Regions from separate parts of the Homo sapiens genome. Here all the other regions are linked to region 1. The links are chromatin loops, found by intact Hi-C in ENCODE. Cell type or tissue: heart right ventricle. All regions are shown on one strand.

Region 1 (8,000 bases):
GGTAGATCTTCCTCCATCTCTTTATTTTGAGCCTATGTGTGTCTCTGCACGTGAGATGGGTTTCCTGAGTACAGCAGGCTGATGGGTCTTGACTCTTTATCCAATTTGCCAGTCTTTTAACTGTGTCTTTTAATTGGAGCATTTAGCCCATTTACATTTAAGGTTAATATTGTTATGTGTGAATCTGATCCTGTCATTATGATGTTAGCTGGTTATTTTGCTCATTAGTTGATGCAGTTTCTTCCTAGCCTCGATGGTCTTTATAATTTGGCATGTTTTGCAGTGGCTGGTATCAGTTGTTCCTTTCCATGTTTAGTGCTTCCTTGAGGAGCTCTTGTAAGGCAGGCCTGGTGGTGACAAAATCTCTCAGCATTTGCTTGTGTAAAGGATTTTATTTTTCCTTCACTTATGAAGCTTAGTTTGGCTGGATATGAAATTCTGGGTTGAAAATTCTTTTCTTTAAGAATGTTGAGTATTGGCCCCCACTCTCTTCTGGCTTGTAGAGTTTCTGCTGAGAGATCCACTGTTAGTCTGATGGGCTTCCCTTTGTGGGTAACCTGACCTTTCTCTCTGGCTGCCCTTAACATTTTTTCCTTCATTTCAACTTTAGTGAATCTGACAATTATGTGTCTTGGAGTTGCTCTTCTCAAGGAGTATCTTTGTGGCGTTCTCTGTATTTCCGGAATTTGAATGTTGGCCTGCTTGCTAGGTTGGGAAAGTTTTCCTGGATAATATTCTGAAGAGTGTTTTCCAACTTGGTTCCATTCTCCCTGTCACTTTCGGGTACACAAATCAGACGTAGATTTGGTCTTTTCACGTAGTCCCATATTTCTTGGAGGGTTTGTTTGTTTCTTTTTACTCTTTTTCCTCTAAACTTCTCTTCTCACTTCATTTCATTCATTTGATTTTCAATCACTGATACCCTTCTTCCACTTGATCAAATCGGCTATTGAAGCTTGTGCATGCGTCATGTGGTTCTCGTGCCATGGTTTTCAGCTCCATCAGGTCATTTAAGGTCTTCTCTACACTGTTTATTCTAGTTAGCCATTCATCTAATCTTTTTTCAAGGTTTTTAGCTTCTTTGTGATGGGTTTGAACATTCTCCTTTAGCTCGGAGAAGTTTGTTATTACCGATCGTCTGAAGCCTTCTTCTCTCAACTCGTCAAAGTCATTCTCCATCCAGCTTTGTTCCATTGCTGGCGAGGAGCTGTGTTCCTTTGGAGGAAAAGAGGCACTCTGATTTTTAGAATTTTCAGCTTTTCTGCTCTGGTTTCTCCCCATCTTTGTGGTTTTTGATGATGGTGACATACAGATGGGGTTTTGGTGTGGATGTCCTTTCTGTTTGTTAGTTTTCTTTCTAACAGTTAGGACTCTCAGCTGCAGGTCTGTTGGAGTTTGCTGGAGGTCCACTCCAGACCCTGTTTGCCTGGGTATCACCGGTGGAGACTGAAGAACAGCAAATATTGCAGAACAGTAAATGTTGCTGTGTGATCCTTCTTCTGGTAGCTTCATCTCAGAGGGGCATCTGGCTGTATGAGGTGTCAGTCGGCCCCTACTGGGAGGTGTCTCCCAGTTAGGCTACTTGGGGGTCAGGGACCCACTTGAGGAGGCAGTCTGTCTGTTCTCAGATCTCAAACTCTGTGCTGGGAGAAGCACTGCTCTCTTCAAAGCTGTCAGACAGGGACGTTTAAGTCTGCAGAAGTTTCTGCTGCCTTTTGTTCAGCTATGCCCTTCCCTCAGAGGTGGAGTCTACAGAGGCAGGCAGGCCTCCTTGAGCAGCGGTGGGCTCCACCCAGTTTGAGTTTCCCAGCCGCTTTGTTTACATACTCAGGCCTCAGCAATGGTGGATGCCCATCCCCCAGGCTCACTGCCACCTTGCAGTTTGATCTCAGACTGCTGTGCTAGCAATGAGTGAGGCTCCGTGGGTGTGGGACCCTCTGAACCATGCACGGGATATAATCTCCTGGTGTGCCATTTGCTAAGGCCGTTGGAAAAGTGCAGTATTAGGGTGGGAGTGTCCCAATTTTCCAGGTACTGTTTGTCACGGCTTCCCTTTGCTAGGAAAGGGAATTCCCTGACCCCTTGTGCTTCCCAGGTGAGGTGATGCCCTGCCCTGCTCATGGGCTGCACCCACTGTCTGACAAGCCCCAGTGAGATGAACCTGGTACCTCAGTTGGAAATGCAGAAATCACCTGTCTTCTGCATTGCTCACGCTGGGAGCTGCAGACTGGAGCTGTTGCTATTTGGCCATCTTGGAACCTCCTCTTATTCACTCTTTCTAAGCATTTTTTTGTACCCATTAACTATCCCCACTTCCCCTCCCCCACTGCCTTCCCAGCCTCTGGTAATCATTATTCTACTCTCTATCTCCATGAGTTCAATTGCTTTAATTATTAGCTCCTCCAAATAAGTGAGGACATGTGAGAACATCTTTCTGTGCCTGGCTTATTTCACTTAACATAATGACTTCCCTTTCCATCCATGTTATTGCAGATGACAGTTTCATTCTTTTTTATGGCTGGGTAGTATTTACTTGATACATTTGTTTCTCATGGGAGTATGGGTTAGAAGTTTTGAAACTAATTAATTTGGATGTTAAGCTTGAACAAAATAAATGAATGAATAAATAAATAAATAAACACATTGTAAATGATCAAAGCTAGGTTTCTCAGAGTGGAAGAATGAAGTGTCGAAAATGAAAGTCAGGAGGGTTAGATGGAATCTAACCTTGATGCTCTTACCTTGCTAGGGTTTTCTGTGTTTTGGCTCCTCCCTGAACTTTCAGCCATCCCTGCAGGGCTGAGCCACACACAGTGACTCTCCACTTATTTGCTTCTCTTTTAGTGGTAGGCTGCTCTTGTTTGTGACTGGATTCTGAGTTCATGGTGGACATTCTCTGTTGTCTTGAATCAGCCTCAGTCTTAGTCATTTAGACCCAGTGCCTGGGTCTTGAGAGTGGGGCTCTCTGGGCATGCTATATTGATTTTACTACTTCTGTTGCTTTCCTGCTATACCTGTACTGTCCATTTCCAGAGAGCTGCACCAACCAGTGTCTTACTTATATTTGGACCTACAGTGTCTGTGATAATGCCTGGTACATAATAGACCTTTGGTAAATTTCTATTGCATGTAATTGAACGAAGTCGATTTGAGTGAAATGTTTAGGAAAACGAAGCGTTGACATTGCTTGTATTTCACAAGATAGTTAAAAATGAATTAACGAGGAAAATTCTGGTTTGAGAATCATTTTCTCTACCTCTTTATAACTATTTGAAATGACAGCATTCCCCATAATAGATTCTCTTTATTTGCCTCACTTCTCTTCGTAGGGGTGAGATAACTGAAATGTGCTGAGGAATTTCCATGTGGCAAGTGTCATGCTGGTCTTTTAAACACACATCCTCATTTAAATCCTGATGATGCTTAAAATCTCCACTGAGAAAATAGGGGACTTAGTAACTTTTCAAATAACTCAGAAGTAGTACGTAAAAGAGGCAGACTAGGAGTCTAGGCCTGAAGGCATGTAAATATCAAAACCAGCTTGTCAAACAGTGTGCTTCTCATAGAAAGATTACTTCTTAACTTGGAGATGAGAACTTTTCATGCTGTACAAACTCGCATGGACAGTGGGTGAGGACAGACTTCTAGGCTCTAAATCTCCAAGGGGTCAGGAAACAACCATGGGGTGGCCAATCGGAGTTGAACCCATTAAGTTACTTGTGAAGTGAAGAAAACATATCAATCAAATTTTTAAAAGTATAGTGTTTGCAATCTCTTGTCTTTCCAGAGCTCCCGACAACCGTCCTTCTGCTTTGCCTTGTGCTCTGCTGCCACCTGCTGGTCATCTCAGAGAAGGCAGAAGGAAACTTTGGGCACAGGGTCAGTGCTCTGGGATCTTTGCCAGTGCAGCCCTGCAGAGTGACTACGGTGACATCTGCAATTGTTTTCTAGGAGCTTGTGTTGACATTCTTGGCTTATCTCAATTCTTTCATTATCTGAAAAGTTTTGAGTAAAAGACCTGTGCCCTAAGGTCTGAAGTTCCAGCCTTCAAACAGGATGTGGGCAGAGGCCTCCCCTTGCTTCGGTAATAAAGTAGATGGATGGCTGATAGGGAGGGCCCAGCAGTCCCTGACGGGGAAATAGTAGGCATTTTCCAAATGAGAGCTCTTCCCTCTCCCCCTCCCTTCACCAGAGGCCCCTCAGGAGATGCTTGGCTCCTGAAGTCCCTGAAGTTGGAGCACATTTAGAAGCTAAAATAGTACCAAGATTTGGGTCTTCTCACTTGCAATTCAGGACTCCTCTGGCTAACGAAATTCTGCGTATGGACTTAAGCAAGAGAGAGCCCCCTAATATGGGAGTAGGTACAGAATTATAAAGTCTGCAGACACAGCAGGCAGGCGGCGGCTGACCTTACTATGCTGGGACTTTAAACAAGTGTTGCTAAGGTCAGCAGAGCATCCAGACACCAAATTGTGCAGTAGGATAGGAAACTATCTGTTAATGACTTTAGAAGTCTATCATTATTTTTCCACCATAAATCTTGGAAAAAACATTAGAAATAATGTATGTGTGCACATAGTCACACATATACAAAGAATGTAAAGAATATAAAATTTGTGATGAAAGGCTAAATACCAACAGTAGTTATCTGAAGGTGATTAGTGCTTTTCCTTATCTGCATTTTATAGTTTTTTTTTAAATGGTGAATATTTATTACTTAGTATCTTTTAAATTAAAAAAAGAAAGAGTGTCTCTTAATCAGAGACTCTGGCTGTATACATCTGGGACTTTTGGTTGTAAGTAGAATGGACCAGAATCTCCAAGGCAGGAGATGGGAAACAGAAAAGAAAGGTCAGCTCTGTTTTATTCTTGCAGCTCGCTCACCCCAGCAGTTTGAAGATAGAGGACAGGGCTATTTGGCTTCTCTGATGTCGTCACTCACTTGGCTGGGATGACATATGGCTGGTGCTGGAGTCCAGAGATCTGGCACTGGCTGTTGTTCTTATTCATCCTTAATCCTGCATCACCCTTCATCTCTGGCCACTACTTCTGTCCTAGTCCTCCCCTATCATGGTAATTGTCTTGTCCTCATTCCAATCTCTCTTTCTACCACCACACAAAATTTTGACAAGCAAGTGGCTAGAAACCGACATTGTTTGTTCAGTATTAAGTCAAAGGAGAAAAGGAGGAGGAACACAGAGGTGTGGTTTTGTTGTTGTTGCTTTTTTTTTTCTTGCCACTGGAAAGATTTGTGCACACTGACATTTAAAACTTATTAACCAGCCAGGAGTGGTGGCTCACTCCTGTAATCCTAGCGCTTTGGGACGCTGAGGTGGGCAGATCACTTGAGGCCAGGAGTTCGAGACCAGCCTGGCTATAATGGTGAAACCTCTTCTGTAGTAAAAATACAAAAATTAGCCAGGCATGGTGGCACACACCTATAATCCCAGCTACTTAGGAGGCTGAGGCAGGAGAATTGCTTCAACTTAGGAGGCGAAGGTTGCAGTGAGCCGAGCTCGCACCACTATACTCCAGCCTGGGTGACAGAGCGAGACTCTATCACAAAAAACAAAACAAACAAACAAAAAGACTTACTAACCAACAGCTTAACTTGGGCTGAGAGGGACTAAAACTTGGGTCTCTACCTTACCAAGTGAAATACCAGATGAGCAAAATCACGCTCAAGTTCTCACTCCCAATAAGCTTTTTCTTCCCCTATTCCCATTTTGAAAGAGGGTGAATATTCTTCCAGAATCCTAAGCATAAAATATGAGAGTTGCTGTGGAGTCTTCTCCCCATCTTATCAATTGCCAAGTTCTGAAGCTTCCATCTGAGGCCCTCCCTTCTCCCCTCCTTCCCTCTATGGGCTCCCTGTTTTACCCCCATCACCTCTGCTCTGCTCACAGCATGAGCCTTCTGAGGTTTCACACCCCCAGTCTGCCCTCATCCAGTCCATCTGACCTAGAGATGCTGCATTCATTCATCCGAGGGCCAGTTTTGACTGCCTTTTTAAAAACATTTGCGAGTTCTCTGGTATTGACCAAATAATACTTGAATTCTAAAAGTAGGTGTATAAACCCTTCTGCAGTCTAATCCCAGGTTATCATTGACTATTCCCTGTGGGATAACGTTGTCAACAGCCAAACTTGGTGGTTCCAGGCACTGTAGTTGACACTGAGGCTATAGACATGAGAATCGGATGCAGTGCTTGCGCTCCAGTAGCCCCACCTCCTGTTGGAGACACAGTCAGCAGTGGTGTAAGTGCTGTAGAGGGATGACGAAGGCTCTCTAGGAGTCTAGGACAGAGAGGGTCAGAGGCTTCTTTAGGCTAAGGCAGAGAAGGAATAGGAATTAACCAGACACCTTGAGGGTAGAAATCGAGGCTAGGAGACTGGTAGACATTTTAGGAGAGGCAACCAAGCAGTTGCATGAAATTGCAAGAATACATGCCAGGTGCTACTTCACATAGTTTAGGCTGCATGTGAGGAAGCAGTGGAAGAAGATGCAGGGGGCATAAGAACAACAGCACAAACATAAATTTCTTCCTTGTATTCTGCTTAGCACTTTTCATGGGTTTTCATGTTTACTTCTCAGGAAACACTAATATGGGTAAGGTTTGTTCTGCTACAATGTATGCTTCTGTAACAACAGTTAGCTTATACTTGATTGGAAAATAAGGGAATGATTTCAGTATAATGAAGTTGGGTTGGTTCAGATAGTCTCCCCACCCCACCCCGCAAGGCTAGGGGAATTAGAAAAGCAGGAATAAAATCAGAACGTTCAGCAGGAAATAAGAAAGCCCTCAGCTCAACTGTGGCTTAGACTCAGGGCCCTTACTGCTCTATTTTAAGAAAACTAAAAATGAGAGTCTGCCATGGGGCTCCCTCTCTAGAGAAGCCAGCTTTACGCAAGATCCTGGCTCTCGGCAGGTCCATGTCCCCCTCTGTCTACATTCACTGCAGCCCCTCTGGTTCAGAGCTCCACTTCTATCTGCATTTTCTTAGTGCCTACATGATACCATCTCCTCTCTATAACTCTGAGCTTTTTTGATAGCCCCTGAAGCAGCCTTCAACTGTGCTGAGCAGCCTTCAACTGTGCTGAGCAGCCTTCAACTGTGCTGAGCAGCCTTCAACTGTGCTGAGCAGCCTGCCTGGATCGTCCAAGTTATCTCCAGAGATTCCAGCTATTGTTTTTCTGTCTGGTTGCAAAGTTTCACAGCTTTTGAGAGATATGCTCAATTTCATTTTTTTCCCTTTAGTCCTTTATTTTTAGTGTGATTTTGTAGAATGTGAGATTTTTCAGGATCGAGTATGTTGTGCAATAGAAGACATGTACTATTGAATTCTTGTTTCATAGGAGAGGAAATAGCAGCTTAGATGCATGTAACTTGCTCATGTTTTTATGTCTGGTGGATAGTAATGCTGAATTTCATGGCTCAAGCTACTTTGTTTTATGGGGCAGATTGGATAGGGTCTTACATGCTGGCACTTAAAAATCTGTTATCTCTCGGCAACTGGGCCTGGGACTTTGCAAATCGCATTTCCTGAACTCCTTTGCTAGCTGCTTTCCTTAGGTTTTGCCAATGTGAGGCACTAGAAAGTGGCTGAGAAGTGAGAGAAGGGGGAAATGGACTTCCTGTTTTTCTATTCCTGTCCTTGTTTCTCTAGAGCCACAGACAGTTGGCTCCAGCCTCTCCATGTCCCTAAGTTGCCAGCAGCAGCTGGGTCGCCCTTCTTTGGCAGTCAGTGAACAGGCCATGCTATTGTCCTTCACCAGATGGGCTTTAAAATCCCTTCGTAATCCAAGCCCTGGCTGGATTCTTCTTCCTCAGTGGTCTGAGCACCAGCTTTCCAGAGCTTCCTCCAAGAAGTCTGAGCTCCAGGCCCCTGGAACTTCTCCCCAGCTCTTCATTCTGGAAACACCATCTCTCCCTTTTGGATTCCTCACTCCTAGGAGTTGCAGTTGCTTCCTGCAGTTCTTGTTCTCTAGGCCATTGCAGT
Region 2 (8,000 bases), 450 kb before region 1:
TCTTTGGTTTACTGTCCTGTGAAATGTCAGCTCAAGTTTCCCAGAAGTCGTGTGTTTATGATGAGTCAGAGTGCTTTTCCTCGGTGGGACAGTTGCTGGCCCTCTTAATTTTGGTGTATGTGCTTCCAAGTATCTAAACCTCCAGTCTGATCTGTATATGCTATCCTAACTGTTAATTGTATTATTGATTATGTTGATTATCTTGCTTGAAGGTTCATACTTTTCAATTTGATAGAAATAAAGTTTTTTTCTGCTTATAGCTAGCGAATTCATTTGTTTGTATAGCTTTTTATACTTGATAATATAAAGTTTCACAAATACTTTCATTGATGCGTCTCTGCAACCACTACATTACCAACAATGTTGTCTCCAATTTGCAGAAAAGCAAGATCTTGAACCAAGAATTATTATCCCCAGTCCTGTTTTCTTTTCTGCTACACCATATTGCCTTATTCGTATACCCTTAAATTCCTTATTTGTCCAGCACTTTATTGTTTACAATTTTAATGTACATTCTTTGTTTTTTTCCCCCTAACCACTAGACAACCAGGGATTTTTCTTTTTCTTGAAATAGATAATGTGAGCAGATTCTCTCCCTGTTTTACACATTAGGAAACTGGATCAGATTATATGACTCTTAAGGTTGTAGCATCTGGGATTACTCAGCAGAAGCAGAAACTATAGCAGGCCTATCACATGGGAGCTAGAACCACAAAGAAAATAGAGCTGCTGTAGGAGAAGCTCCCTGAGATAGTGAGGGATGGGGAAAAATACTCTGGCATTTCCCAGCCTCACACTCTCCTGTCTCTGGGGCGGCTTCCCTTAGCTGAACCCAGCCAGAAGCCAGCTGACATAGGAGCCTGAGAAACATGTTCTAAAGGCTTGTCCATGCCGCTGAAAAGGCAGAGGAAAGGGGAACTGAAGAGGATGGAATGTAGTAGATTGTATTAAATTTAATGACATCCGTCCAGTCCCCTCCTTTTTTTTTTTTTTTTTTTTTGGAGACAGGGTCTTGCTTTGTCACCCAGGCTGGAGTGCAGTGATGCAATCATGGCTCACTGTGCACCCTCAACCTCCTGGGTTCATGTGATCCTCCTGCCTCAGCCTCGTTAGTAGCTGAGACTACAGGTGCATGCCACAATGGGCTAATTTTTTTTTTTCTGATTTTTTTTTTTGTAGAGACAGGGTCTCACTAAGTTGCCCAGGCTGGTCTCAAACTCCTGGGCTCAAGCAGTCCTTCCACCTTGGCCTCCCAAAGTGCTTGGATTACAGGAGTGAGCCACTGTGCCTGGCCACTTTCCCTTCTTTTGGGAGGATTTTACAACTTGGCCCCATTGGCTTCATGCTTGGACATATGGTTTGCTTTGACCAGTGAAATGTGGGCAGAAATGACGTGTGCCACTTCTGAGCAGAAGTTTTAGGAGCTAGGGCATGGTCACCATTCTTTTCCTTTGCAGTGAGACTGGCGACCTCACAGAGCTCTTTCAACCTGGATCCTAAAGTGAAGACGTGGACCAGAGATGTAGCCAATCCATCATAGATGAGTAGTGTGCATTAAAAATAAACCTTTGCTTTATAAGCCACTGAGATTTGGATAGAGTTTATTTTCACAGCATAACTTAGCCCAAGCTGACTGATAAAACCGGGCCTAAGACTAATATATCTTGTTATCCAGTTATAACTTTAATTCTTTTATTATGCATTTTTACTCTCTCGGGATGCAAAGATGAATCAGACCCAGTTTTTGCCCGAGACTTCTTCACAATGTACTGGAGGAGATGGCCATATTATTAGATTGCTCTATACATGACTGTTGGAGTTGATCACTGCGCTATAAAGGAAACAACAGAAGTAGTAACTCTCTTGGCTGGCCAAGTAGAGCCCATGGAAGAGCTAATATTTGAGCTGAGTGTTGCATGCAAAAGGGAACCCAAGCAGATGAAATGGTAGGCACAAGAAAGTCTGAGCATGCATGGCAGGTGGAGGCCACAGCAGTGTGAGGCAGGACCGGGGAGATAAAGATAAGATTGAATTCTACTGGGAAGGGCCTGGCCTTCATTTGGTTGGTAGTAGGCAGTATATTACCAGAAAATGACACCATCAGATTTGCATGATAACGTTGTAGCTGTACCAGGGTCTGAACTAAGATGTGGTAGCAGAGTTCAACAAAAAAGGATGGTTGGATAATAGCAGAAGAGAAAAACTTAAATGACTCTAGGGAACAAAAATGAGTGAAATAGTGGTGAATGTGAGGCAGGGAGTGGCAGGGCTGTGAGGACTGGAGGGCACTGCCCTATCAGAGGGGAGCCATTGCTCAGTTCTGGACAGTTGTTTCCATCTTAGGGATGGTGGCTCAATGCTGCCACCATCATTCAATTTGTCAAAAGAAGCCAAAAATTTGTGTTGCATGTGAAGTTTTATTTTTAAATATTTGCAGTTTTAATTTTAAAAAATTAGGGGAGGGCTTTCCAGCCTTAACAACAACAAAATGGAGAGTTATCGAGAATTCTGTTTTTATAAGAGAGCACTACCCATTTAAATCACTTGAGTTTCTCCCCTGCTCCGTAATTCAACTGATGTGATGTTTTCCCATATTAATTTCAGCCAGTGAATATGTGTAAGTATATCCAGTGATTCTCTCTCTCTCTCTCTCTCTCTCTCTACCAGAGGGACCACAATCAAGGCACCTTTTGCCTTGCTCAGGACCACAAGGAGTTGGAGACAGGGAGCTCTACTATTTGAAAGTGACTAGGAGCTAAGCAGTGCTGAGTCTTTCCTGTGGCCAGTTTTTCTCCTGCCAGGATCCTGGGGTCAGTCCCTTTAAAAAGTCTAGAAGGCCTCCCATGAAGAAATTATGTCTCATACCCCATTAGTAGTTGACACTTTGCATCCCTGCCAATCTAGTGCCATATAACCTGAGAGAGGGATGCCATTTCCTGACAAGGAGGACTCAGAAATACAAAAATGAATAGTCCATAACTAGATCAGTCAGGACAGACCAGCCACTCTCTTCAAAGTAGTGGCTCACATACACTGACCCCTCCAGATCCACTGACTATGTCAACCATCCTGGGGGCACTGACCATCTCAGACAGGCTACTCTGGACATATTGAACACCATGACATCCTGACTATTCTGGGTACATTGATCATATACACCCACCACAATATGAAAGACTTCTATTAGTCCAACAGGGTCAAGGAGAAGGGAGGCAGACTAAAATTGCTTAGAGACCTGGGTGAACCATCTTTTATATTTTATCTTTGTTAAAAAAACTTTGTTATGTTTCCTCAGTATAAAGATAATTTAAAAGAGGTGAATTATTTAGGATACACATGAAAGTCTTACCTAAAAATTTATAGATATTGTATTTATAAGTTGAGGCTAGATAGTAAGGATTCTTAGAAGATAATGACAGATGCCTAGATCTGAATCTTTCTACACATCTTCAAAAAACCATACAGGCTGGGCATGGTGGCTCACTCCTGTAATCCCAGCACTTTGGGAGGCTGAGACAGGAGTATTGCTTGTGCCCGGTAGTTCCAGGCTGCAGTGAGCCAAGATCATGCTGCTGCACTCCAGCCTGGGCAGCAGAGCAAGACCCTGTCATTCATAAATAAATAAATACATATATACACACACACATACATACATACATACAGCTCAACAAGGACAGCAAATAAAATTACAACTCATATCTACTACATATTAGGAAATTTAATAGAAACTCTCATTTTATTTAAGAGGGTAAATCATAGTCCCAGCTATTAAGCTCAGGTAGAAAGAAGAGAAAAACAGGAATTATTTGAGAAAAACATAATGCAGTCGGATCCCAGAGAGTCTCACACTAAGTGGAGAAATACTAAGAATAGCCACACTGCATTACAGCACTTGCTACTGGGGAATTGAAGGGGCTTGAAAGTGCATGGGCCCAAACATTTAAGTCTTCAGAGGGTACTGCTTCTGGGAGAGAAAAGAGGAACTAAGTAAGAAAAGGTATCTCTTGGAAATTTGGTGATGAAGAGGGAAGAAAAAGTTGGAAATTAAGAATCCTACAGAAAGAAGAGTTTCATAAAAATGATGACATATTAAACTCCCCCTAACACTCTCCACTCCATGCAGAGAAGAAAAAAAAAAAAAAAGAGAAAAGAGAAAAATGCTGTTCATTAAGGAAATTGCATTTTACTGTATCTACTGAAGAGGGCACTCTTGAGCTAAGAAACCTAGTAAACTACTCAAATCCTTCAGCCTCATTTGCAGAAACACCTGGCCCAAGAAAATCCAACAGTTTTGAAAATGAACAGAAAATCCAGCAGTCTTGAAAATGAACATCCAAAATTATTTTTTAAAGAAAAGAAAATGAGAATCAAAATTCTTCAGCTGATGAAAATATTCAAGACCCAACTTCAAGGCGGAGAAAACCACAGCACGACACTTCAACATAAATCAAATAGTATCAATGACATGTAGAAAACACACAAAACAGAAACTCACAAATGCAAAATAGAAGTGGGTACAAAACGAGGATTTGTGAAACAAGAGTTGACTGAGTACAGAAAAGAAAATGAAGGAACACACTAATCCTAAAAATTAGAGCTAAATTATAAGGTATGCAAGAAGGTGCAAATTCAAAAAAGTACACAAAGGACACATGAAAAATTGGAATGAAAATTTCCAAGAGAATTGAAACAAAATGAAAAGCCCCAAAAGAAAAGAATAGCTATAGAAGACAAAGAAGATCTAACACACCTATAATTGAATTTTCTAAAGAAGAAAAAGCAGTGAATTGAGACTAAGATTCAAAGCTATGATCCAATAAAGCTTACCAAAAGATTAAGTTGAAAAATCCTGAATCTATTTACTGAAAGGATGCTTTGTGTGAAAATTAACCCCAAGTGGTCAAGTGTAAGATATTTTCTTGTATGCCCGGGAAAATACCTCTAAACCTCCAAGCAAAAAGACCACGTGATTCAATACACAGATCAAAACAACAATGGAGCAGTGCTCTCAAGGACAGAAAGTGTGAACCATGGATTTTTATATCCAGTTAAGCTGATCTTCAGTTATCAAGATTGATAAATAGTTTTAAAATGCAAATTCAAGTTATATTTTCTTCTCTCTTTCCTTTCTTCCTTTCCTTTCTTTTCTTTTCTTCCTTCCTTTCTTTTCTTTGTCTCATATTGTCCTCCAGGCTGGAGTGCAGTGGCGTGATCATAGCTCACTACAGCCTCAAATTCCTGGGCCCAAGTGCCTCAGCCTCCAGAGTAGCTGGGACTGTAGGTGTGTGGCACCATACCTGGCTAATTTTTAATTTTAATTTTAATTTTTAATTTTTTGGAGAGATGGGATCTCACTATGTTGCCCAGGCTGGTCTTGAACTCCTGGCCTCAAGCAATCCTTCCACCTTGACATCTCAAAGTATTGGGATTACAAGAATGAGCCACCATGCCTGTATATTTTAATATTCCTTACTAGGAATCTTTTTTTTCTTTTCTTATGAGACGGAGTCTCACTCTGTTGCCCAGGCTGGAGTGCAATGGCATGATCTCAGTTCACTGCAACCTCCACCTCCTGGGTTCAAGAGATTCTCCTGCCTCAGTCTCCTGAGTAGCTGGGACTACAGGTGCACGGCACCACACCCAGCTAATTTTGTATTTCTTTTTAGTAGAGATGGGGTTTCACCATGTTAGCCAGGCTGGTCTTGAGCTTCTGACCTCAAGTGATCCGCCCACCTCGGCTTCCCAAAGTGCTGGGATTACAGGCATGAGCCACTGTGCCTGGCCCTTATTAGGAATCTGTTAACACTAGATAACAAGCCTCATTAAACCAAGAGATAACTGGAGAAAATACAGCAGGTAACTGTGGTGAACATGTCCTTTATTTAATTGAAGAGACTAAAATGAAGGCAGAGACAAAGGCGTGAGGATAATATGTAAATGTTCTATGTCCAAAAGTAGAAATAACAGAACTAAAGTAATAAAAATATAGAAGAACAGAGGGAGACAGAGGAGAGCAGAATAAGCTACTTGATTGCCATATATGTAATAGGTAGAAACTGGAGGGTATCTATATTAGTCCATTGTCACACTGTTAATAAAGACATACTTGGGACTGGGTAATTTATAAAGGGAAGAGGTTTAATTGACTCGCAGTTCAGCATGGCTGGGGAGGCCTTAGAACACTTACAATAATGACAGAAGGGGATGCAAACATGTTCTTCTTCACATGGCGGTAGTAAGAAGTGCCCAGCAAAAATGGGGAAAAGCCCCCTATAAAACCATCAGATCACACGAGAACTCACTATCAAGAGAACAGCATGAGGGTAACCGCCCCGGTGATTAAATTATCTTCCACAGGGTCCTTCCCATGACACGTGGGGATTATGGGAACTGTAAGATGAGATTTGGGTGGGAACACAGCCAAACCATATCAGTATCATTTAAAGTTGACAAACCAACTAGTAGAAAACTAAGTAAAGAAAAAGTTGTGGCAGCATTATATAGCATATTAATAGCAAATAAAAACTTTTCTAAATACCAAAATAAATTGAAAAAGGACAAAGAGAAAAGAATACATAAATGTGGTAAATTTAATGCTTAAAATAAATACAAAATAATATGATGAGCTAAGACCAAACACGTCAGCCCTATCCATAAATGTAAATGGGTTTAGTCATTTACTTTAAAAAAAAGCTTTCTCAGAGAAGCTCACAAAACAAAATCCAAGTCTATGGTATACAATGGGCATATCTAAAAATTATTCTGAAAGAGCATGTACAAAGAAAATGCAAACAGTAAGAAAACAGAAGTTGTGATTGTGATATAAAAGAAACTAGAATTCAGACCCAAAAGTGCCAAATGAGATAAAGCAGCACACTTCACACAATTCACACAATCCACACTGAAGATATACTAGATATGAAATGCACCAAATAATACAAAAATCTGTCCAGAAAAATCTGGGCAAACCCAGAAGTATATAGACTTTTTTTTTTTTTTTTAACAAATGTATGCATTATATTTATCTAGATACAGAAATTATAAATAAGTTCCTAAGAGGGTAACAAAGATTCAAAATAAACAATCAATACTTATTAAATATTTCCCCCAACTTCTTATTTAGAATTTTCCGATCTACAGTAAAGTTAAAGGAATTCTGAACCTGGGCTCTTTACCCAGCGTCAGCAACTAAAATTTTTTACATTTGCTTTCTCTCTCCACTGTCCTCCCACTTTCTTTTTTTTCTTTTTTGCCAAAACTTTCTAAAGAAAGTTATAGACAACATGACACTTCATCTAGGGTGACCCATGATCTTGGTTTTGGCCAAGACTGCCCAGTTTTAGCAATGAAAGCCCTGAGTTCAAGGAAATCCCCCAGTCCCAGGCAAACCAAGACTGTTGGCCAACCTACCCCTAAATATTTTAGTATCCATTTCTTTAAAAATTTCCTACACAATCACAATGCCATTTTCATAAGAAAATGAACATTAAAATAATTATATATTCTCATCTAATCAAGTCATTTATACTTGCCTAATTATCCCAAAATATGTTCTCTGGTTACGCTTATACACGCACATGACTGCCCTAAAAGTAGGTTTCCCTTTGTAATTAGTAAATGATCTGTGGGGTCATGCTCTGAGAAGTTATATATATCCTATTCCTCTAATAGCCTTCATTTAATGGTTTTCATATCCGCTGATAATACTTTCCTGAATAAATTATTACCTTGAGTTAAAAAATGGTCATTTTCTATTTTTCTTTTCTTTTCTTTCTCCTTTTTTTTTTTATTTTTTATTTGAGATGGAGCTTCACTCTTAATGCCCAGGCTGGAGTACATTGGCACAATCTTGGCTCACTGGAACCTCCGCCTCCCGGGTTCAAGTGATTCTCCTACCTCAGCCTCCTGAGTAGCTGGGATTATAGGTGTGTGCCACCACGCCTGGCTAATTTTGTATTTTTAGTAGAGACGGGGTTTCACCATGTTGGTCAGGCTGGTCT
Region 3 (8,000 bases), 470 kb before region 1:
GATTGTAGAGACAAATAGCACTTGATTTAAAGCTAGATTAGTCACTTATCATGTGATCTTGAGCAAGTCACTTCACTTTTCCCAGCATTGGTTTTTACAGTTTTAAAATGGGGATAAGGCCTACCTGACAGAATTATTGTTACTTTTGAGATAATATTTACTCATTCAACAAATATTTTCATTCGGCACTTACTGTGTGCAAAGCACGCTTACAGCACTAAGGTTATAGCAGTAAACAAGAACTTAAAATGTTCTACTCTAATTTAGTTTACTTCTGGTAGGAATAGAAACACTTAAAAAATAAGGTAAATCATATATGGCAAATGGTGATGAATATTCTGAAGGAAAACAAAAAGAAAATAAAGGGTGAATAGGAGTGTTGGCGTGTGGTAGAGGTGCAGTTTAACAGGACAGTTAGAAAAGTCTTAACAAGGCACCACTGGAGCCAAGATTTGGAAGAGCTGAGGATACACATGGGTATCTGGAGCAAAAGCAGAGGGAATATGAACTGTGAATGTCCAGGGTGGGCACCTGCTTGAGAGCTGCAAGGATGCCGGTATGGCTGGCACGGAGACGTGGACAGAGAAATGAGGTGAGAGAGGTGGCAGGACAGGGGCCCAGATGGGTAGGCCTTTGCAAGCCTGTACAATTTTGGCTTTTCCTCTGCATGTAATATATCTGGCACATAAGGGATGCTCTACAAATGGTAACTGTGTTATAAGGATGCCACCATGATGCCCTGCTTTTTAGGTAGGTAGAAGAAAGATAGACAGGGTAACATTTTAGGATTCTTTTTTTTTTTTGAGACAGGGTTTCCCTGTGTCTCCCAGGCTGGAATTCAGTGGCGCGATCTCAGTGCACTGCAACCTCTGCCTCCTGGGCTCAGGTGATCTTCCCACCTTAATCTCCCAAAGTGCTGGGATGAGCCACTGTGCTCAGCCTAGGATCCACCCATGCTCACCCACCCAACTTTTTATTTTATTTTATTTTATTTTGAGACAGGATCTTGGTCTGTCACCTAGGCTGTAGTGCAGTGGCACAGTCACAGCTCACTGCAGCCTCAACCTGCTGGGCTTATGCAATCCTTCTACCTCAGCCTCCCAAGTAGCTGGGACTACAGACGGGCACTACCACGCCCACCTAATTTTTGTACTTTTTGTAGAGATGAGGTCTCACTATGTTGCCCAGGCTGGAGGATTCTTTTTAACAATTACTTTTTATATGCCTGATACAGCAGCATCGTTGCATAGAAAGAGAGAACACTTTAGCAGAAATCTAAGGACCAGATGTCATATGCATTGTGCTGTTGGCTTTCACTGAATCCAAGCTTAATTAAACTGAGGCTAATAACTTCTCTATCCACCTCATAGGGTTAATGAGAAGAGTAAGAGGTAAGTAAATTTATAGAAATGCTTTGTGAACAGTTTAGTATATGTGAAGCATAAAGGCTATGTTTGCTGAGTTGCAGACTTGGAAGCCATGTAGTCCAGCTCCTTCCAAGGCACAGTTGTCTTGTCTTTGTGAATGCTTCTAGAAAAGGGCACTCACTACAGAAAATACCACAAAGCTGCCACTTTTCTTGATTTGGATCCTTAGTTACAGTTAACACAGCCTGCACGTGCACTAGTTCCTTGGAAGTTATACCATGTTGCTACCTCAAGGTACACTTGTATTATCAACAGCTTAAGAGTGAGTCTTTGTGTTGAATTTATCCATCTGTAACCCAAATGAAACCTCACCGTGATAAGGTATTGAACCAGATCAGGAAAGTAGATTAAGGAGCTTTACTATTAAAGAGTCAGGTAGGTGATGAAAGGGGCAAACTGAAAACCAGTGGAAGGAGGCTTATGGAAGTAGTGGCTGTGTTGTGCCCAGGTTCTGTGCTGTGCTGGGGTTGAGCTCCCTGTGACTCATGACTACCTGTGCTGAGCTGTAACTGCCACAGAGAGCACCAGGGACTCCCCAAGCTCTTAGAAAAAACCCAGAAAAGGAATTAAATGTGGGTGGATGAGGGCCTTTCTTTCCTGCTGCTGCGTTTTTATTGAATTGGGAAATGAGCTGAGCTCCTAGGTGAGCTCTACCAAGAGCAGCAGCAACCGTTTATTAATCAGCACACTCTCCATGTGCCCAGCACTTTGCATCTTATACATTTGACAGGGATTGTCACTTTTAATCCTCAAACTGCCCTGTGCAGTAGGCATTACCCTTTGTCATGGGCTGAGTTGTGGGTGTGTCCTCTGACCCCGAATTCCTGTGTTGAAGCCCTAACTGCCCCCCCAGTACCTCAGATTGTGACTATATTTAGAGAGAAGGTCTGTAAAGAGGTGATTAACTTCAAATGAGGTCATTAGGGTGGGCCCCAATCCAATCTGACTGGCGTCCTTATAAGAAAAGGACATTTGGACGTGGATACATAGAGTGAAGACCATGTGAAGGCAGCAGGAGAGACAGCCATCTATGAATCAATTAGAGGCCTCTGAAGGAGCAAACCCTGCTGATACCTTGGTCTTGGACTTATAGCTTCCAGGATTGTTTAAGCCACCCAGTCTGTGGCAGCCCTAGCAAACTAATGTGCCCTCATTTTTGTTGTTGTTGTTGTTTGTTTGTTTGTTTGTTTTGAGATGGAGTCCCTCTCTGTTGCCCAGGCTGGAGTGTAGTGGCACGATCTCGGCTCACTACAACTTCCACCTCCGGGTTCAAGTGATTCTCCTGCCTCAGCCTCCTGAGTAGCTGAGATTACAGGCGTGGGCCACCATGCCTGGCTTATTTTTGTATTTTTAGTAGAGATGGGGTTTTGCCATGTTGGCCAGGCTGGTCTTGAACTCCTGACCGCAAGTGATCCACCCGTCTTGGCCTCCCAGAGTGCTAGGATTACAGGCGTGAGCCACTGTGCCCGGCCCCTTGTTTCATATCTGATGAAACTAAGGATCTGAGAGTAGATGAAACTAAGGATCTGAGAGTATATGAAACTTGCCAAAGTTCTCACAGTTACGGCTAGGTAAAGTCCCGGGATTAAATCCAGGTGCGTCTGATTACAGGTAGAGATAAATCTAGGCATTAAATCCAGGTGTGTCTGTTCCCAAAGCTTGTGCTTATACCTAATGTGTTATTGAGTCCTGAATGTGTCTACCTTAAGGCTATTTCTCCTCACTTTTGAAATAGTGAGTGGCACCCAGATCTTTGACTTATTTCTGGTCCATTGTTCTTACTAATATACCATGCTTGCCTCCCCTGCCACCACTTTCCTTAGAGGTAAGATACTGCACAAGTACATGAGAGCCTCTGGAGAAGAATGTCACAAACAGGTGACTAAGTTAGGGAGTTCGTAAATCTGGAAAGATTTGCATGTGTTTGGGACTTTCCTTCCCAGCTCACTTCTGATGAAGTGAGATAGAGGCGACTTGTTCTTCAAAGTGGTTTGTTACCTACTTAGAAGTAGAGTTAAGCCTGACAGAAAAATGGGGCAGATAAGTGTTTAGTGTCATACTTGCACTGTTGCTGTCACTGAGAAGTTTGGTGGTTCGTCATGAATCGGGGTAAATATTAGAAATACCCAAGTCCTGCTCTCACTCCTAGATGTTCTACTCTAGGAAAGTCTGGGACAGGATCTGAGCATCCATCATCATTGATTTTTTTTCTTTTCTTTTCTTTTCTTTCTTTCTTTCTTTTTTTTTTGTTTGAGGCGGAGTCTTGCTCTGTCACCAGGCTGGAGTGCAGTGGCACGATCTCTACTCACTGCAATCTCCGCCTCCCGGGTTTCATTGATTCTCCTGCCTTAGCCTCCTGATTAGCTGGGATTACAGGCGCCTGCCACCATGCCCGGCTAATTTTTATATTTTTAGTAGAGATGGGGTTTCACCAAGTTGGCCAGGATGGTCTTGATCTCTTGATCTCAGGTCATTCACCCGCCTCGGCCTCCCAAAGTGCTGGGATTACAGGCGTGAGCCACCATGTCCGACCCTGATTTTTTCTTTTGAGTCTTCCTTGGTGATTTTGATGTGCTCATCAAATGGAGAACCCTTGAAGTTGTGGAATGGTTTATTTCTATAGTTGTTCCTTCTAAACCAGCTTTAGGTACCTGTTGCTTGTAGTCTAAATCACTGGAATTAATTATCATCTGTGGTCTTTAGCAGGTCTGAATGTGAGAGTCCAGTAGGTAGCAGGTGCTATCCAACATGTTTTTGAAATTTTTCTTGCTGAGTTCAGCCTATTTTGTACACTTTGCATTTTACTCCTCCAGAGGGCTCTAGAGCTCAGCTGAGCAGACTGGCTTGTTACCCTCATTAGACAAAGAAACTAGCCAATAAGATTTGAGCTTTTATTTGTTGGAGGAACTAATGTTATGTTATCTTTTAGAGCTTCCTGTTCTTTTCTTTTCTAGTGCTTCCCCCGCTCCCAGCTCTCAACCTCTATCCGATATAAAGACTGTTTTCTTGTCAAGGTCACAGTTAGTGATGCTAGAACACAAGGCAGAGACTGTGGCTAAGCTTTCAGGTCTTAGAAGAGGGATCTCTAAAATTCTTTGTTTACATTTATCAGTGAGAAGGTTGAATTTACATCTTCAATATATGGATAATTATGTATAAATTATTTATTTACCCATGCAGTTTCACTAATGTGATTGCAGTGCTTTTTTTTTTTTAGACAGTCTTACTCTGTCACCCAGGCTGGAGTGCAGTGGTACAATCTCAGCTCACTGTAACCTCTGCCTCCCAGGTTCAAGCAATTCTCGTACCTCAGCCTCCCTAGTGGCTGGGATTACAGGCATGCGCCACCAGGCCCAGCTAATTTTTGTATTTTTAGTAGACATGGAGTTTTGCCAGGCTGGTCTCGAACTCCTAGCCTCAAGTGATCCACCGGCCTGGGCTTCCCAAAGTGCTGGGATTACAGGCATGAGCCATCATGCCCGGCCACTAATACGACATTCTTTTAAAAGAATGAGCCAAGCCCTCCCTGCCTCCCGCTTCCCCAAAGTTCAAATATTTTCTTTCTGTACTTCAGTGAAGATAACTTTGGAAGCCACTGCTTTAGAAAATGCTTTTCATTGATGTGGCAGAGGTTTGCGGGGAAAGAGTTTATAGATGATCTTGAGGTTGTTTGGGCTGTAGGTACCTTTCTTTTTTTTTCTTTTTTCTTTCTTTCTCTTTCTCTCTGTCTTCCTTTTCTTTCTTTTCTTCTTTTTTTTTTCTTTTTGAGACAGGAGCTCACTATCTCACTCTGTCACCCAGGCTGGAGTGCAGTAGTGTGATTGTAGCTCACTGCAGCCTTGAACTCCTTGGGCTCAAGTAATCCTCCCACCTCAGCTTCCCAAGTACCTGTAACTACAGGCATGCATCACCAGTAAAAGCAATTTTTTAATTTTTATTTTTGGTAGAGATGGGTTCTCTCTACATTGCCCAGGCTGGCCTTGAATTCCTGGCCTCAAGTGATCCCACTGCCTCGGCCTCCTAAAGTGTTGAGATTACAGGTGTGAGCGACTGTGCCTGGCCTTGCAGGCAACTTTTTATTCCAATTGCCATCTTGACATTGTAGTGAAGAGTGAGTTGTCCAGGGAAAGGCAGAACCTGACAGTCATTGAGAGGGGACTTTATGTGGATGGCTCACAGGCAGTAAGGAAGGCTTTGGAGGAAGCATTGGAGAGTTAGCAAGCAATAGGTACCTGAAGCAGTGGCGTGGGTGGATTTTGTCACATTCAACTCAGTGAGCACTCAAATCAGCTTGGCATTCACACAGACTTAGGGGTTTCAATGCAGTGCTGCATATTCATGTTTGAGCCACCAACTTCCTGCAGTAAGGAAAGGAATTCTTTGAATTGTAAGTGCTACAGGGCCATGAATACCCATTTTTAAGTTGTCATCTTGATACTTCCAATTTTGAAAGGGTAGAGATGGGCTGGTATCCTTATCTGAATGGATTTAAAGTTTCTCTTCTGGATGTTGCATCTTTTATTATACTTTCAGCTCTTCATCTACCTGGTTCTTTAACTAGGATATAAAGACATTTTTTTAGAAAATGATAGTAGATCCAGCAAGATTTTTGTCAGAGCAGATAAACTGGAGTGATTTGTTTAGGAAAAAGTTACCACTGTGTAGCCCCACCAGAGCCAAACCTGGAGTTACATTTAAACAGGTCAATCTCTGAAGAAAAGTGTAATTTGGGGTCATATGACCTAACTCCTGAGGTCACCCAGAGCTTATACTTAAATCAGAAAAGGAAGAGATGCCCATGAGCCCAAATTTTAATTTTGTTATTTCCACACATTTAGAAAAGTAGGAAGAATAAGTTTTGCATTATCCCAATAGATTTAAAAACTCTAGTTCCTTTTAAAATCTTTAAATAGACTTAAAACAATTTCAAATTTTTTCCAGCTTTATCGCGGTATACTTGACAAGTAAGTGTATATATTTAAGGTGTACAATGTGATGCTTTGATACATACAGTGTGAAATGATTACCACAGTTAGGTTTAATAATTAACATATCCATCATCTCACATAGGTATGATTTCTTATGTGTGTGGCGAGAATCCTGAAAATCAACTCTGAGCACATTTCAAGTGTACAATACAGTATTTATGATAGTCACCATGCTGTTAATCAGATTGCCTACCTTGGTTAAAGTGCAGACTCAGGTGAAGGTCTGGATGGAGGATCATACTTTAATTGATTTAGACTCTAAAATAAATGTATATAGTTATTTTTGCTAACCTAAGAACCTACTCATAAATGGCTAGTGTTAAAATGATGTAAGATAAAATGCTTTCCCTTCACTTTTTTAACAGAAGTGGAAATGGAGGTGATGTAACTTGCCTGAGGTGACACAGGTAGTTAAGAGCAGAGAAAGGACTAGAGCCAGGACTGGTTTAGTGATTTTTAGTTTAGCGCATTTTAAATTTTTATCATATGATTCCTTAATCTTTGAGTCTTCCAAATGCAGAAGCTAGGTTATAGAATAGCATATTTTATTTTAATATTACATTTATGGAGGTAGATATTCTTGGTTAAAGCTCATTTTTAAAAAATAATTTCAACTTTTAGATTCAGAGGATACATGTGCAGGTTTGTGACATGGATTTATTATGTGGTGCTAAGGTTTGGGATGCAAATGATCCCATCACCCAGATAGTGTAAAGCTCCTTTTAGAATGGTATATGCAGATTTAATTCTGTCACTGAAAATGTTTCAAGAACTAATTGGAACTGGGCAATAGCTTGCATTTCACTTGTTTTGTTCTTTGCATTTAGGTTTTCCTAGGACATTAGGACAAGCCGAAGCCCTGGACAAAATCTGTGAAGTGGATCTAGTGATCAGTTTGAATATTCCATTTGAAACACTTAAAGATCGTCTCAGCCGCCGTTGGATTCACCCTCCTAGCGGAAGGGTATATAACCTGGACTTCAATCCACCTCATGTACATGTAAGAATATACAAAGTGCTTTCACAACCTGACAAGAAAAAGACAAACAATTTCCATTGAAAAGTGGAGAAAAGGATATGAGTAGACCATTCAAAAAAGAACAAATCTACATGACCAAAAAACATTTTTTAAATGTTCAAATGTAGTTGTCAGGGAAGGGACATTTAAGTATTTAAATAGGATATCACTTTGGATCTATTGGACTGGCAAAATCAAAATATAAAAATTTTTAATTTTATATTTATTACTGATAAATATATGTATACAATGTATATAATTATATTTATTTTATTTAAAAAATAAAACTAAAAGTCTATTGCTGGTGGGATCTGGGGAAAATAATACTCCCTTTTTTTGTTAGCTGAAGTATTACTAGCCTCTTTTTAAAGCAACATAACAATGTACATTCAGAATTTTAAGTAAATAATTTAATTCAGGCTACTTTTAAGAGAATAGCTGTGGAAATGGAAGCATTAGCAGGTTAGGTCATGTATAGGTTGATGCTTGTTTCAATGTTGCTGTAGTGGGCAAAAAACAAAACCAAAAAAATCTCAAAAAAGCAAATGAATGTCCATCTGTAGTGGA

The links. Peaks named below come from ENCODE experiments on the same cell type or tissue, not always from the same donor. Only the 100,000 strongest peaks of a DNase experiment are listed, where the experiment ranks them.
Region 2: a loop joins it to region 1, with 18 times the contacts of the local background. A loop is called at or near these places in 76 of 110 quality-filtered maps.
Region 3: a loop joins it to region 1, with 16 times the contacts of the local background. A loop is called at or near these places in 41 of 110 quality-filtered maps.

What each region holds. Positions count from the first base shown.
Region 1 is chr1:65,684,029-65,692,028 of GRCh38, forward strand. No RefSeq gene overlaps it. Among named protein-coding and RNA genes, the nearest start is that of PDE4B, 100 kb to the right of the region's middle. In heart right ventricle, a CTCF peak has its summit at 3,837 (motif pointing left); DNase peaks (open chromatin) are centred at 3,863 and 7,732; H3K27ac peaks cover 1,719 bases; H3K27me3 peaks cover 743 bases.
Region 2 is chr1:65,231,878-65,239,877 of GRCh38, forward strand. AK4 (adenylate kinase 4) reads left to right here. Exons shown (of 5, transcript NM_013410.4): 5 at 1-268. Among named protein-coding and RNA genes, the nearest start is that of DNAJC6-AS1, 73 kb to the right of the region's middle. In heart right ventricle, a CTCF peak has its summit at 4,200 (motif pointing right); no DNase peak of the experiment used is centred here.
Region 3 is chr1:65,211,512-65,219,511 of GRCh38, forward strand. It overlaps AK4 (adenylate kinase 4), which reads left to right. Exons shown (of 5, transcript NM_013410.4): 3 at 7,243-7,415. Among named protein-coding and RNA genes, the nearest start is that of AK4, 67 kb to the left of the region's middle. RefSeq lists an enhancer at 2,016-2,115. In heart right ventricle, a CTCF peak has its summit at 4,233 (motif pointing right); no DNase peak of the experiment used is centred here.